2 separate regions of the Homo sapiens genome follow, and region 1 is linked to region 2. The links are chromatin contacts, found by Hi-C in ENCODE. All regions are on one chromosome and are shown on one strand. The core of a region is the stretch at or near the end of the contact, and the rest is flanking DNA. Distances in the headings are between cores, read along the strand shown. Region 1 holds the start of NSA2 (NSA2 ribosome biogenesis factor). Region 2 holds the start of BDP1 (BDP1 general transcription factor IIIB subunit).

Region 1 (7,317 bases), core at 1,262-3,761, 3.3 Mb after region 2:
ATTTGATTTCCTAAATATATTTGAATCTGTTCCCTTTGTTGTTTTTTTTTTTTTTTTTTTTTTTTTGAGACAGGGTCTTGCCCTGTCACCAAGCCTGGAGTGCAGTGGCTTGATCTCAGCTCCCTGCAACCTCTGCCTCCTGGGTTCAAGCGATTCTCCTGCCTCAGCCTCCCGAGTAGCTGGAACTACAGGCATGTGCCACCACACTTGGCTACTTTTTGTATTTTTAGTAGAGACGGGGTTTCGCCATGTTAGCCAGACTGGTCGTGAACTCCTGACCTCAAGTGATCTACCCACCTCGGCCTCCCAAAGTGCTGGGATTACAGGCGTGAGCCACCATGCCTGGCCTTGAATCCATTCCCTTTTCATTGGTAACGCCAAAGTTCAGGGCCTCATAGTCTCTCCACAGTTGTGACTGTAATAGACATTTTCCTCTTCTTTAACTCAGTGGTTGTCAATAAAAAGATAATTTGCACAACCCAGCCCTCCCCCGCCCAAGCCTATTCGTTCCCATTTATTCAACAAGAATTTACTGTGTGTCTGCCTACCCACTGCTTTCTAGATATCAGCGTTAATGCAGTGAACAAAAGACAACAATCTCTGCCCTCATACTGCCTCTACCGTAGTCAGGGGATACAGACAACAAACAAAAGTAACGAATACAATACATAGTCTCTCCCATGATGATAGGGTGCTGTAGAGAAGAATGAAGCAGGAAGGAGGAATTGGGACAGTTAGAACTGTAAGTAAAGAGATCAAGGAAGGCCTCATTCAAACAGTGACATTTAAGCAAAGACCTGAAGTAGATGAGGGAGGAAATTCGGGGGATTGAGGGACGGCGGGGAGGGGCGCATTAAAGGCAAAGAGATTATATAACGTACTGTACCTAAAATATACAAATGCTAGTTACTATTTCTGGTTTTAAAGAGAATGATGAGATCACCTTAGAAAATGGAGCCTTAAAAAACTGCTTCAAAGGCGGGGCTCGGTGGCTCACGCCTGTAATTCCAGCACTTTGGGAGGCCGAGGCAGGTGGATCACCTGAAGTCAGGAGTTCGAAACCAGCCCGACCAACATGGTGAAACCCCATCTCTACTAAAAATACAAAAATATTAGCTGGGTGTGGTGGCGAGCGCCTATAATTCCAGCTACTTGGGAGGCTGAACCTGGAGAATCGCTTGAACCCGGGAGGCAGAGGTTGCAGTGAGACGAGATGGCGCATTTGCACTCCAGCCTGTGCGACAAGATTGAAACTCCGTCTCAAAACAAAACAAAAACTGCCTCAAAGCCGGGCGCTGTGGCTCAAGCCTGTAATCCCAACACTTTGGGAGGCCGAGGCGGGTGGATCGCTCGTACCCGGGAGTTCGAGACCAGCCTGGGCAACACGGTGAAACCTCATCTCTACAAAAACTACAAAAATCAGCCAGGCTTCGTGGCGCGAGCCTGTAGCTCGCTACTTTTGAGGCTGAGGTCGGAGGATCGCTTGATCCCGGGAGGTCGAGGCTGCGGTGAGCCGAGCTCGTGCCCCTGCACTCCAGCCTGGGCGACTGGGCGAGATGCCGTCTCAAAATACCCATAAAAACAAAAACAAAAACAAAATACTGCCTCAAATACAAGCACTAAGAATTAATGAAAGTATTCTTTTGGTACAGTTCTTTTTGTTCATCAACTGAATCACGCTGCAAGCTGTGAAGTAATTAAGGGAACTTCTGCAACTGTGCAGTAAAAGGGTAAACCTGATAGTGTATTTAAGTAGACGTACTTTCTGGTAGTTAATTACTTCTTGACACTAGGGGGCCACTAAATACAAGTCCACTCAGCATTTGATTCGGTGCACCAAAATGCCTCAGAAATTTCTGGAATCAGTCCTGTACCTCCAAAAAACCAGAATGTTATCTTCTTCTTTTCTAACAGCTGCAAAGCCCCAGTAGTTCCATTTTTCTGTACACTAAGTTTTCATTCCTCAGTATCCTTCACAATCATGCACACATTACACAGAGTGACCGGAACAAAGATGAGTCGACTTCGCCGAATGATAGAGAAAAACTTCCATACTGAGCGAACACCGAGGGGAGTCCGGAGGCCCTGTTGTCCTCTTCCGTGGCTGGCTGTGTCCGTCGCAGCCTGAAAGGTCAGCGGTACCCAGCGCTGTGACAGGGTCACAGGCGCGCGATGTCTCACAGCTCGGAGCAGTACTCACCTGGCATTAGGCCGCGTGCCGCAGGCCAGCTCTCACCGCTGGGCTCTTGAAGCAGGAGGCGCGAGCCGCGCCAAAGTCTGCAACGGCCTCAAGTCTCGACGCCAGCCTAGGCAAAAGGCAATGTATCTAAACGAAAAGAAAATAGGCTTTCTCCGCTCTACCGCCTCGGGCAGCCACACCTCCACACTTCCGGCGGTGTACCGGCCAAATGCCGCCTGCCAGCAACTTCCGTCCTCCTAGCTAAAAGCGGAAAACAGAGGCTCGGAACCGCTGCGTGGTTCTTGCTCTTCACTCGGCCGTTTTAAAGGGTGACTCTTTCCTGTCCCGGCCTGCGTGGTGTGGGCTTGTGGGTCTTTGAGACCCGAAAATTGAGAGCGTTTTCGCACTCCAGCGGCTGCTCCTGGCGGCTCTGCGGCCGTCACCATGGTAAGGAGGATGCCTCGGACGCTCGCGACACACAGCGTCTGAGTTAGTGGGACCTGAGGACTCTGGGGCGCTGGGGTAGGGGGTGAGCGGTGGTAGGCGGAAATGAGAACTGCCAAGAGAAAAGGATGGTAGACCCGTGGGGTGGGCTCTGAGGAGTGGAAACAACTTCACATTCGAGACACAGACGGTATTTGCCAGAACACAAGCTTTGGAGCAAGATTTTACTCTGTCCTGTTTTCTTTTTTCTTTTTGATCCACCGCTAAGAGTCCTAAAAATTCCTGATTTCACCACAAGCGTGGTTATCAGCCCCAGAGCCTAATGGGAATATGGTTGTCCCTTGTACAGTCTTAGATGTCAGTCCCGCCCCCTTCATTTTACTGCTGAGGAAACTGAAGGCGTCCTTGCCAAAGACCAGACAGCTAATGAATTGCGAAGCCGGGCTTAACGGCCCAGATCTAACTGCCAGGTCCTTTCTCTTTGTGTTACGTCTCTATAATCTGCGTTTCTTTGCAAAATGGCATTCCATACACCCTTCATGTGATTGCTGCAAAGTTTATGTGATAGCAGTTGGTAGCAGCACACCTTGTTGGTTGTTACTTAACATTGCTCTCTGTGCTGGACTTGGCTTTGTATCATTTTTATTTTTGCAGCCTTAAAATACGAATAGACTCACGCCTGGCCGCGTGTTTAAAACGTGTCTAAAATGCAAAAAGCATCCCATACATTGCTGGTGAAAAGAAAAATAATGCACTTTTGGAAAACGGTCTGGCAGTAAACACACGTCCACATGAAGACTTGCATGCAGTTGTTTATTGCAGATTTATTCGTAATCACCCAAAACTGGGAACAACCCTGATACCTATCATCTGGTCAGCGGGTAAACAGTGGTGTATCCATACAATAGCATACTACTCAACAATAAAAAGGATTGAAGTTCCTATACCTGCAGCAAATTGGGTGAATCCCAAAAGCAAGAAACCAGATTCAAAAGGCTATGTACTACTGTTGATCCCTGTTTCATTCTGGGAAAGGCAAAACTGTAGGGATAGGTATCAAACTGAGGGTTGGGAAAGAGGATTGACTTAAAAGTTACATAGGGAATTTTAGGGGGAAATGGAAATTCTTTGTATTTTGATTGTGGTGGTTACAGAACTGTGTAGTTAGGAAAAACTTAGAACTGTATACCTAAAAAGGACAGGTTTTACTGTGTGTAAATTATGCTTCAATAAAACTGACTTAAATTTTTTAAATGTGAAATGAAGGTGTTATTAAAAAAGCAAATTATGTCAAGGAAAAAAGATACTGTAATCAGTTCATCCCTTTTGTGGTCCAGTAGATTTTGGACCATTCCCTAATGAGATTATTAGAGATGTAAGCCCTGATGCCTCATATCATTCAAGACCAAAATTTAACTTACATCATGTGAATAAACTTAATGGTGCAAGAATCATTTAAGTAAGTGAACATTTGGATGAAACAGGGTCTTTGTGCTGTGTAAAAGAAAGCATTTTAGAATAATTGTCAGTACTTTAAAAAATTAAAATAATATTTCTTCCATCATTATAGCCACAGAATGAATATATTGAATTACACCGTAAACGCTATGGATACCGTTTGGATTACCATGAGAAAAAGAGAAAGAAGGAAAGTCGAGAGGCTCATGAACGTTCAAAGAAGGCAAAGAAAATGATTGGTCTGAAGGCTAAGCTTTACCATAAACAGCGTCATGCTGAGAAAATACAAATGAAAAAGACGTAAGTGGTCTCATTTATTTGTCATAACAAGTTAACATCTTTTGAGTAATCATTATTAAAACAGATAATCTTGAATCTTTTTTCCTTCTTGGTAGTATCAAGATGCATGAAAAGAGAAACACCAAACAAAAGAATGATGAAAAGACACCACAGGGAGCAGTACCTGCCTATCTGCTGGACAGAGAGGGACAATCTCGAGCTAAAGTACTTTCCAATATGATTAAACAGAAAAGAAAAGAGAAGGCGGTAAGCAATAACAATTGAAGTCTTTGTTTTGTTTAGGAGAATTACTTAAATTCAAATTTGAGGTTCTTGTTTCTCGGTTTAATTTCAAACATGAAGTACAGCTATTATTCCCATTATTTAGATGTTGAAGTCTTTGTAAATTTAATAAAAAACTTGCTTTCTCATCATAAGGTTTTAAAATTTAAGTTATAAAAAAAATTTATTAGAATGCCATATGAAATTAAAAAGCTGGTAAGGAGTGAATTTCAAATTCAATATTTGTCTTCCTGTTTGAAAACCCACAGTGCTATGCAGTCATAAAGAAAAATACAAATGCTTCTTATTTGTGCTGCCCTGTAGTGCCAAACTTGGTTAAAAAGTAGAATGGTGGAAAACTCCCTGAGTTGTCACAAAAAATGTGGCTTTTTAAAACACCTGTAAATAGATTAGCAGAAATCCAGATAAAAGAATATGCAGTATTTATATTTAAAGAATTATTTTTACTGCCTTACACTATTTCAGTTTTTTCATAGAATTTGCACTCAAGGGAGGCATAAAACATCTGGTGAGGATTTTGTCTTGCTAGTGATCTACAGATCCATCTCGGGAAGAAATACAGAGACATATTAAGAGGTGGAAACACTCTTCCAGTATTATGCTATTAAACATTAGTAAACACATATACTGCTTATAGAAGTCACTATCGGCTGGGCACCGTGACTCACGCCTGTAATCCCAGCACTTTGGGAAGCCAAGGCAGGTGGATCACCTGAGGTCAGGAGTTCAAGACCAGCCTGACCAATGTGGTGAAACCCCACCTCTACTAAAAATACAAAAATTAGCTGGGTGTGGTGGTGTGTGTCTGTAGTCCCAGCTACTCGGGAGGCTAAGACAGGAGAATTGCTTGTACCCAGGAGGCGGAGGCTGCACAGTGAGCCAAGATTGTACCACTGCACTCCAGCCTGAGCAACAGAGCGAGACTCCATCTAAAAAAAAAAAAAAAAAAAACCACCACATTACAGGTGGTATTTTCTCACCCATAACACAGCATTAAGATTTTTAGCTTAAGCCAACCATTTATTTAACATACCCATGATATATAAACTTGTTCTGTTTAATTTGCAGCTTATGAGACAATACAGACCTCTAGAAGACGGTTGAGCCAAAAATGTGTTGATGGTCAAGCAAAAAAAATAGATCTATTACTTTGTACAACTAAAACATATTTGACTTATTCTCATTGTCCTTTAATAACAATATAAACTTTTAACTGTGGCATATTTTTAGGGAAAATGGGAAGTCCCTCTGCCTAAAGTACGTGCCCAGGGAGAAACAGAAGTATTAAAAGTTATTCGAACAGGAAAGAGAAAGAAGAAGGCATGGAAGAGAATGGTTACTAAAGTGTGCTTTGTTGGAGATGGCTTTACAAGAAAACCACCTAAATATGAAAGATTCATCAGGCCAATGGTAAGTCCTTGGAAGAGTGTAATGACCGAAATGTTAGTTGACTTTATTAAATCGGATAAAGAACATTATCATTTCCTGAAATTCTTTAAATTGATGTGGAACAGGTTGAAAGATATTTTTATGCAATTTTTGTTATTTTATTGACAGAAGTTATTTAGTACTTTTTCCACTAGTCAAAAATCTTTAGCCCAGTGCGGTGGCTCACACCTGTAATCCCAGCACTTTGGGAGGTTGAGGTGGGTGGATCACCTGAAGTTAGGAGTTCAAGACCAGCCTGGCCAATGTAGTGAAACCCTATCTGTACTAAAAAATACAAAAAATAAGCTGGGCGTGGTGGCGGGCGCCTGTAATCCCAGCTACTAGGGAGGCTGAGGCAGGAGAATCGCTTGAACCTGGGAGGCGGAGGTTGCAGTGAGCTGAGATCACGCCATTGCACTCCAGCCTGGGCAAGAAGAGCAAAAATCCGTCTCAAAAAAAAAAAAAATCTTTTCAGCTTCGTGAGAGATTTGAAAAAGTAGTATCATAAGACATTGTCAGTGAATTCTGACTTTTAAACATGACATATTAGAATCTTCATTTTCCACAGTCATATTTTCCTCATTAAACTAGTGATCTACAATATGCCTGATATTGTCTAGGTCTCAAAACACTTCTTGTCTTTGACAGCAGTTCGAAAACTTGAGTAGGACTGTTTTATAAGAGTCAATTCCAGTTTGATAAGGAAAGTATCTAAATGCTTTTGAAAATCATTGAAAAGCCGGGCGCGGTGGCTCACGCCTGTAATCCCAGCACTTTGGGAGGCCGATGCAGGCAGATCACGAGGTCAGGTGATCAAGACCATCCTGGCTAACACTGTGAAACCCCATCTCTACTAAAAAAAAAAAATACAAGAAATTAGCCGGGCATGGTGGCGGGCGCCTGTAGTCCCAGCTGCCTGGGAGGCTGAGGCAGGAGAATGGCGTGAATCTGGGAGGCAGAGCTTGCAGTGAGTGGAGATCATGCCACTGCACTCCAGCCTGGGGGACAGAGCAAGATTCTGTCTCAAAAAAAAAAAAAAAAGAAAAAAAGAAAAAGAAAATCTTTGAAAAAAGGAAGATAATTTAATATAGCTTAATTTCTGTTGAAGGCAGCAATAGTAATGTGACCCCAAACTTCCCCACCCCTGGGGAGAAACATAGTTGAAGATATATTTTTGCAAAATCCCTTCAAAGAGACTGAACTATTCTCCCAGTTAGATACACAGC
Region 2 (6,815 bases), core at 2,464-4,963:
TTCAGAGAGCCTCGCACACATCACTATCCTATCCCCACACCCCACCTCTCTTCCTTAATACTGCTAGCCTCTGCTTCCACTTAGTGAAGTAACTTGAAGGGAAAAGATTGACTTTCTGGCACCGTGTTTTGTTTTGGAGACAGTATCTAACTCTGTTGCCCAGACTGGAGTACACTGGCGCAATCTCCGCACACTGCAGCCTCAGCCTCCCAGGTTCAAGCGATTCTTGTGCCTCAGTCTCCCAGTAGCTGGGATTACAGGCGGCTGCCACCCTGCCCCGGCTAATTTTTGTATTTTTCGTAGAGACGGTTTTTTGCCTTGTTGGCCTGGCTGATCTTGAACTCCTGGCCTCGTGTGATCTGTCTGCCTCGGCCTCCCAAAGTGCTGGGATTTCAAGCATGAGATTTCAACCATTCCAACCTCTGGCACAGTTCTTTATAGAGATAAGGTCATCTAAAGAGGGAATGGGGTGGGATTGGAAGGTAAGTGGTAGAGTTTTTTTGTTTGTTTTGTTTTGTTTTTTAGACGGAGTCTCCCTATGTCGTCCAGGCTGGAGTGCAGTGGTGCGATCTCAGCTCACTGCAAGCTCTGCCTCCTGGGTTCACGCCATTCTCCTGCCTCAGCCTCCCAAGTAGCTGGGACTACAGGTACCCGCCACCACGCCCAGCTAGTTTTTTGTATTTTTTTTCGTAGAGATGAGGTTTCACCGTGTTAGCCAGGATGGTCTCGATCTCCTGACTTCATGATCCGCCTGTCTCGGCCTCCCAAAGTGCTGGGATTACTGGCGCAAGCCACCGCGCCCGGCCGGTGAGTAGCAGAGTTGTTTTTGTACGTGCTCTCAATTTAATCTAATTGAACATTTTTCTTTGCAGCTGAAATTTTGCAGTTCTTAAGTTGTAGGGCTACACATGATATACCCCATGTACACAAAATGTGTTGTGTGTGTCTCTCAGAGAAAAGTAGAGATTTAAAAAATTCGTATGATGCCACTAAGAATTTACTCCACAAACTTGTGTAACAAATGTCTTATGACTTTATATTTAATAATAAAATTTAATCTGATTCTGTTCCCATCCCTTTACTGGTGGGAAATTAAATCTTAGTCACTATTTACTTTCTGACCTGTAAAAACTTGGGACAATGCCCTAGTCTCTTAAGTGGAACAGAAGACCATCTGGGGAAAGGCCCTGTGTCTTCAGTTGGTATCAGAATATGCTGTTCAAAGCTGTGTAGACCTGGCAGTGGCTCCAAGATTCCTGAGACATCTTTAGCAGGGTATTCTCTCGAATTCTTGAGCTTCTTTAAATAAAGAAGATAAAACTGAGATACTGTTCCTTTTCCAGAGTATTGCAGGGAGCCCACGGAATCCACAGACCTCCTCTTTTCTCTTCCTTCCTTCCTTCCTTTCTTTCTCTCTCTCTTTTTTTTTTTTTTTTTGAGACAGGGTCTCACTTTGTCACCCAGGCTGTAGTGCTGTGGTGTGATCTTGGCTCACTGCAACTTCCGCCTCCTGGGCTCAAGCAATCCTCCAACCTCAGCCTCCTGAGTAGCTGGGATTACAGGCAGAAGCCACCATGCTCAGCTAATTTTTGTAATTTTGGTAGAGATGAGGTTTCACCATGTTGGCTAGGCTGGTCTTAAACTCCTAGGCTCAAGTGATTCGCCTGCCTCAACCTCCCAAAGTGCTGGGATTACAGGCACGAGCTGTGCCTGGCCTCCAGACCTTCATTTTCTTCATAGTCTTAGAGATATATGTTTTCTCTTCTCTGCTTTCAGTCTTGCCTTCCTACTCTCAAAAGCACTTGCCTCTTTTTTGTTCTCCCTTTAGGTGATCAATTTCTTCAGTCAGTTCAGAATTTTATTCCTTTGACCTTTTGTTATTAATGTATCACCATATTCTTGTAGGATTTTCTTTTCCTTCTAAGAAGAAAGTCAGGCCTTTGTGTTCCCATGAGTCAGGGGATTTGTATCACTGGTTCAAACATTGGCCCAATACCTCCAAGGCCAACCTCAGCTCTGGCTATTTTTCCTCTCATCATAGAGGACTTCCCTAGCCACTCTACTGCCAGCCTCCCTCCCATTACTTTCTATCACATCATCCTGTACATTTCTCTCTTTTTTTTCTTCTTATTATTAAATTTTTGTTTTAAGGACAAGGTTTCACTTTGTCACCCATGCTGGAGGGCAGTGGCACTATCATAGCTCACTGCAGCCTGGACCTCCTGCCTCAGCCTTCCAGGTAGCTGGAGCTAGAGGTGGGAGCCATCACAGCCACCGCATGTAGGTAATTTGTTTTAGGGGTCTCAATATTTTGAGCAGGTTGGTCTGGAAGTCTTGGGCTCAAGAGATCCTCCCACTTCAGTCTCCACAGTAGCTGGGATTATAGGCGTGCCTCGCCATACCCGGCATTCAACCCTTAAATTTATTTCATGACATTTGATATACTTTATTTTATTGCAATTAATTAATTAATTCATTTATTTTAAGACAGAGTCTCACTCATTCTGTTGCCTAGGCTAGAGTGCAGTGGTGCCATCTTGGCTCCCGGCAGCCTCCACCTCCAGGGTTCAAGCCATTCTCCTGTCTCAGCCTCCCATAGCTGGGATTACAGGCTTGCACCACCAGGCCTGGCTCATTTTTGTATTTTTAGTAGAGATGGAGTTTAACCATGTTGGCCAGGCTGGTCTCGAACTCCTGACCTCAAGCAATCTGCCTTGCCTTAGCCTCCTAAAATGCTGGGATTACAGGCATGAGGCACCCACGCCGGGCCTGATACATTTTAAAAATATCTTGTTCATTTCTTTTTTGTATTTTCTCCTCCCAAATCCAGAACGTCTTGTTTACTGCTACCTCCTGAAGCAGATTAAGAACACTCACAATAATTTACAAGGTTTCAACTATAATAATTTTTAAACAGGCTGGAGTGTAGTGGTACGATCTCGGGTGATACATTCATATTAAAAAGTACACAAGGAGGTTGGGCGTGGTGGCTCACGTCTGTAATCCCAGCACTTTGGGAGGCCAAATGGGTGGCTCGCTTGAGCCTAGGAGTTCAAGATCAGCCTAAGCAACATGATGAACCCCGTCTCTACTAAATATACGAGAAAAAAAAAATTAGCCGGGTGTCGTGGCGCGTGCCTGTGGTCCCAGCAACTTGGGAGGCTGTGACGGGAGGATCGCCTGAGCCCGAGAGGTGGAGGCTGCAGTGAGCCAAGATCGCGCAACTGCACACTCCAGCCTAGGCGACAGAGCAAGACCCTGTCTCAAAGGACAAAAACAAAAAAGTACACAAAGGCGTACGGTAAATGGTCTTCCTACCACGACGTGTTTTCCAGAAACACATTCCTCTCCTGGGAGGTAACTATTATCAGTTTCTTCACACCAGCATTTTTAATCTATGTCTACTCAATTTAGAATTTCTAAACCCTTCAGGATCTTCAAAAGACAAAATCGGCCAGCGATTTTAATAGTTCCAGTAAAGGTTTGAGCAGAGAAGTGGACTTTCTTCTGTTCCTCTTTTCAACTACTCCTAAGGACTCCTGGAGAAGAAAGAGCAAATATCTCTGCATCTCAATTTCTGGTCCGCAGGTAACCCAGTCTCAGTAGCTTGGTAGTTACCATGGCTCCCAGTGCTGTGCGTCTGACGTCATTCTGCGGCGCTGGCTGATGGCGCAATCAGTTGCGGCGTCCTGTGAGCGCGGGGATGCTGGGAGGAGGGTGAAATTTAGCCATCGGTGTGTGGCAGGGTCATGAAAAAGCGGCGGCGGCGGGAGAGAGGAGGAGGCGGCGGCGGGGCAGTGAAACTACGGTAGCTGCCCCCTGAGCTGGTGGTGTGGCTTTGTGGGGAGGGCGTAGTTCCTAATCCCCTTTCCGGGCAGCCGCCGGGGCTCGGGGCTGTGAGCGGCCGTGAGGCTGCCTCCCCGGGCCCCCTGCCTCCGCCATGTTCCGCAGGGCACGCCTTAGCGTGAAGCCGAATGTCAGGCCTGGTGTAGGCGCCAGGGGCTCCACAGCTTCCAATCCCCAGCGTGGACGGGAGTCTCCCAGGCCGCCGGATCCTGCCACGGACTCTGCTTCCAAGCCCGCGGAGCCCACAGATGTGCCCACAGTCGATTTCGGTGGAGCGGAGCCCCAAGAAAAGGCTCCTAGGAGCAGGTAAGAGGTTGCAGAGGGAAGAATTTTCATTTGTCCCGCCTCTCCGGGCATGTCACCTGGAAGCTGAGCAAATGAATTTTATCACAGGAGTCCGCTCTCGTTTGCAGTAAGCCTTTCAGTTGAGGCTTGATGAAACCACTCCAAACTGCAGTTTAGTTGTCTGACCTGCAGGGTGTGGCTTGTGTGGATTTTGTCACGGTCTATAGATTCTCCGAGAGGAGACCATGTCTTCAAGTGGTGGTAGGGAGAATCGGGGTATGGCAGTCCTGAAGTGAAGAATATCCACACTATTCATTTGAGAATTTAGGTCACTATAGTTTTCATCCTTCTGGAGTGCTTTGCAGGGAAGTGTTTTTGTCTTTCAATTTATAAAATATTTATTTTTTAAAGGAGAAGATAAGTATTGCTTTGGCTTTACCGATTTATGTCAGTGAGTAAGAGTTCTGGTCACTTAATTGAAGTGTGCCTCTTTAACTATGGTGACCGTGTTTCCTGAATAGAGAAGCATGGCTTTAGCGTCATGTATCATATTTGGATTCAGGACTCTTTTAGTCTACAGGTAAACTTTTCTCAGGCAGAATTTGCTCATCTGCAAAATGGGAATAATATTGCCTACTTGGAGCGTTTTGGTGCAGATTGGAGATAATTCATATTAACTACCTTGCAGGGGATATAGCAGAATAGTTGCCCGCAAAAAGTTACTAGTTTTTTAGAAAGGTGATGGAGTAAATTTAAGACATGTTAGGCTAAGATGGTCTCTGTTTCTATATATATGAGGAAATCAGTAAACAGCCTTGTTAAGTGAAGTGAGATAGTACAAATTCTGTTTATGCTGTGATAGGAAGGTGAAACATTTATTTATTTTTGGAACATCTTCCTCTATTGGCCTGAACTGGTGCTGAGTGTATGGTGTTACGTTGATAGTTCAGTGATGGTTAGTAATTTCCAAGTTTATTACATGAATCTGTTTCAAAATTTCTACACAGAAAGGAGATACCGATACTAGTCGCTGTTACATTAATAAAGTTCTCAGAGATTTCGTTAATTATGTGTGAGTGCGTGATGGTTGATAATTTAATAAATTGCCCAAAGATTGTAGTTTTGAGATATTTATGGTCAAGGATATTTAATTTTTTTTTTTGAGTTGACATTTACGTTTGGGGAATATAATTTGTTTTTTAGTCACTTTTTTTGCCATTACTGACTCTGGGAAAGTGGTTTTTTTTTTTTTTTTTAATTAGTTTTTTTTTTAGATGGAGTCTTGCTCTGTCGCCCAGGCTGAAGTGCAGTGGTACGGCTCACTGCAACCTCCACCTCCCGGGTTCTTGCAATTCTCCTGTCTCAGGCTCCCAAGTATCTGGGACTACAGGCGTGCCCCACCACGCCCAACTAATTTTTGTATTTTCAGTAGAGACAGGGTTTCACCATGTTGGCCAGGCTGGACTCGAACTCCTGACCTCAAGTGATCCACCTGCCTCAGCCCAAAGTGCTGGGGTTACAGGTGTGAGCCACCGTGCCCAGCCTCTTTTTATTTTTTTGTGGGTCTTTGCTAGTTGTAAAACTCTATAGGATATATATTCTGTCATTATGCATTCAACATAATTGGGTGAAATGCAGATAATGCATGTATCCATAACAGCTAAGATACGAATTTAAATTGAAGTCTTCCTGGAAAGGTTATTCTATAAGTTAAGGCATTTTCTAATTTTTTATAAGTAATTATAAAATAGGAAAAAAGTAGACTGTTTTTAATTATTGACTTATACCACCTCTTTTCTTGACTTAAGTTGCATTTATAGACCATTCCTGAAATACTTATATCTGAGGTATACCATACCTAATATGCAATTTGGGGTGACTGAGTACTTTTTTTGACTGAAGTTTATTCTGATGGCTGTATAAGTAGAGTTGTACCTGACAAAAGATAAATGATTTCTGCCTCAAAGGGAATTGGGTTTGGCTACTGTAACTAAATGTTTTTCTTCAAATACTGCAATACAGATATTTCAGAGGTTTGGAGTTTTGCATATTTGATTTGACTGACCTCGGGTTGATAAGTAAAGTAAAATGCCGGTAGTTTAGACCAGTTTAAAATGTCAGAGTGAATTAAAATTTTTTTAAATTTTATATAGAAATTAATTATAAATTATTACTTTGTTACTTAGTAATTCAAATTAGGTTGACTAAGCTTTGTTCTGTAAGTTGGTTATTTGTTTTGAGGGGGGTAAGCCTATAATTATGTGCTGTAATGTGCCTAGGGACTTTATGTTTGAAAAAGATTAAGAGTCTATTAGAATTTACGTATATTTAAAAGATTTACTAAACAAATTTTTTTGTAACCTGTCATAATTATCATAAATCTCAAGTTACTAATTTTTTTTTTTTAATTACGAGATTGCAGTTTTGGATTTTCACCAGACTAGGTTTTAAAACTAGCATGTGTAACAGAAGATTCATGTGCCCTCTTTTTTCTTTTTTAATTTCAACAGTACTGAAAAGACTGGTGGTGACAATGATGTTGAAGAATCCAGTAGATCTTCCTCTACTGTTTCACAGAGAAGAAAGCGAATATCAAGTACTTCTAGCCTGGTTAAGTCTAGTGTCAGTGTTCCTTCAGAATCTCATCCCTTATCTACAATTAATCAAGAGGCTCCACAGCCAAC

The links. A loop is a pair of places that touch in the nucleus more often than their neighbours do. Pooled maps may share reads with other maps.
Region 1: a pooled map shows a loop between it and region 2 (8-fold over the local background). The contact joins the promoter of NSA2 here to the promoter of BDP1 in region 2. A Hi-C loop is called at or near these places in 6 of 50 pooled maps.

What each region holds. Positions count from the first base shown.
Region 1 is chr5:74,764,738-74,772,054 of GRCh38, forward strand. It overlaps NSA2 (NSA2 ribosome biogenesis factor), which reads left to right and starts at 2,512. Exons shown (of 6, transcript NM_014886.6): 1 at 2,512-2,626; 2 at 4,194-4,381; 3 at 4,477-4,627; 4 at 5,894-6,073. The coding sequence starts at 2,624. GFM2 (GTP dependent ribosome recycling factor mitochondrial 2) reads right to left here and starts at 2,380. Exons shown (of 21, transcript NM_032380.5): 1 at 2,201-2,380. RefSeq lists an enhancer at 2,093-2,532.
Region 2 is chr5:71,451,938-71,458,752 of GRCh38, forward strand. It overlaps BDP1 (BDP1 general transcription factor IIIB subunit), which reads left to right and starts at 3,714. Exons shown (of 39, transcript NM_018429.3): 1 at 3,714-4,152; 2 at 6,642-6,815. The coding sequence starts at 3,941. RefSeq lists enhancers at 2,649-3,575, 3,576-4,501.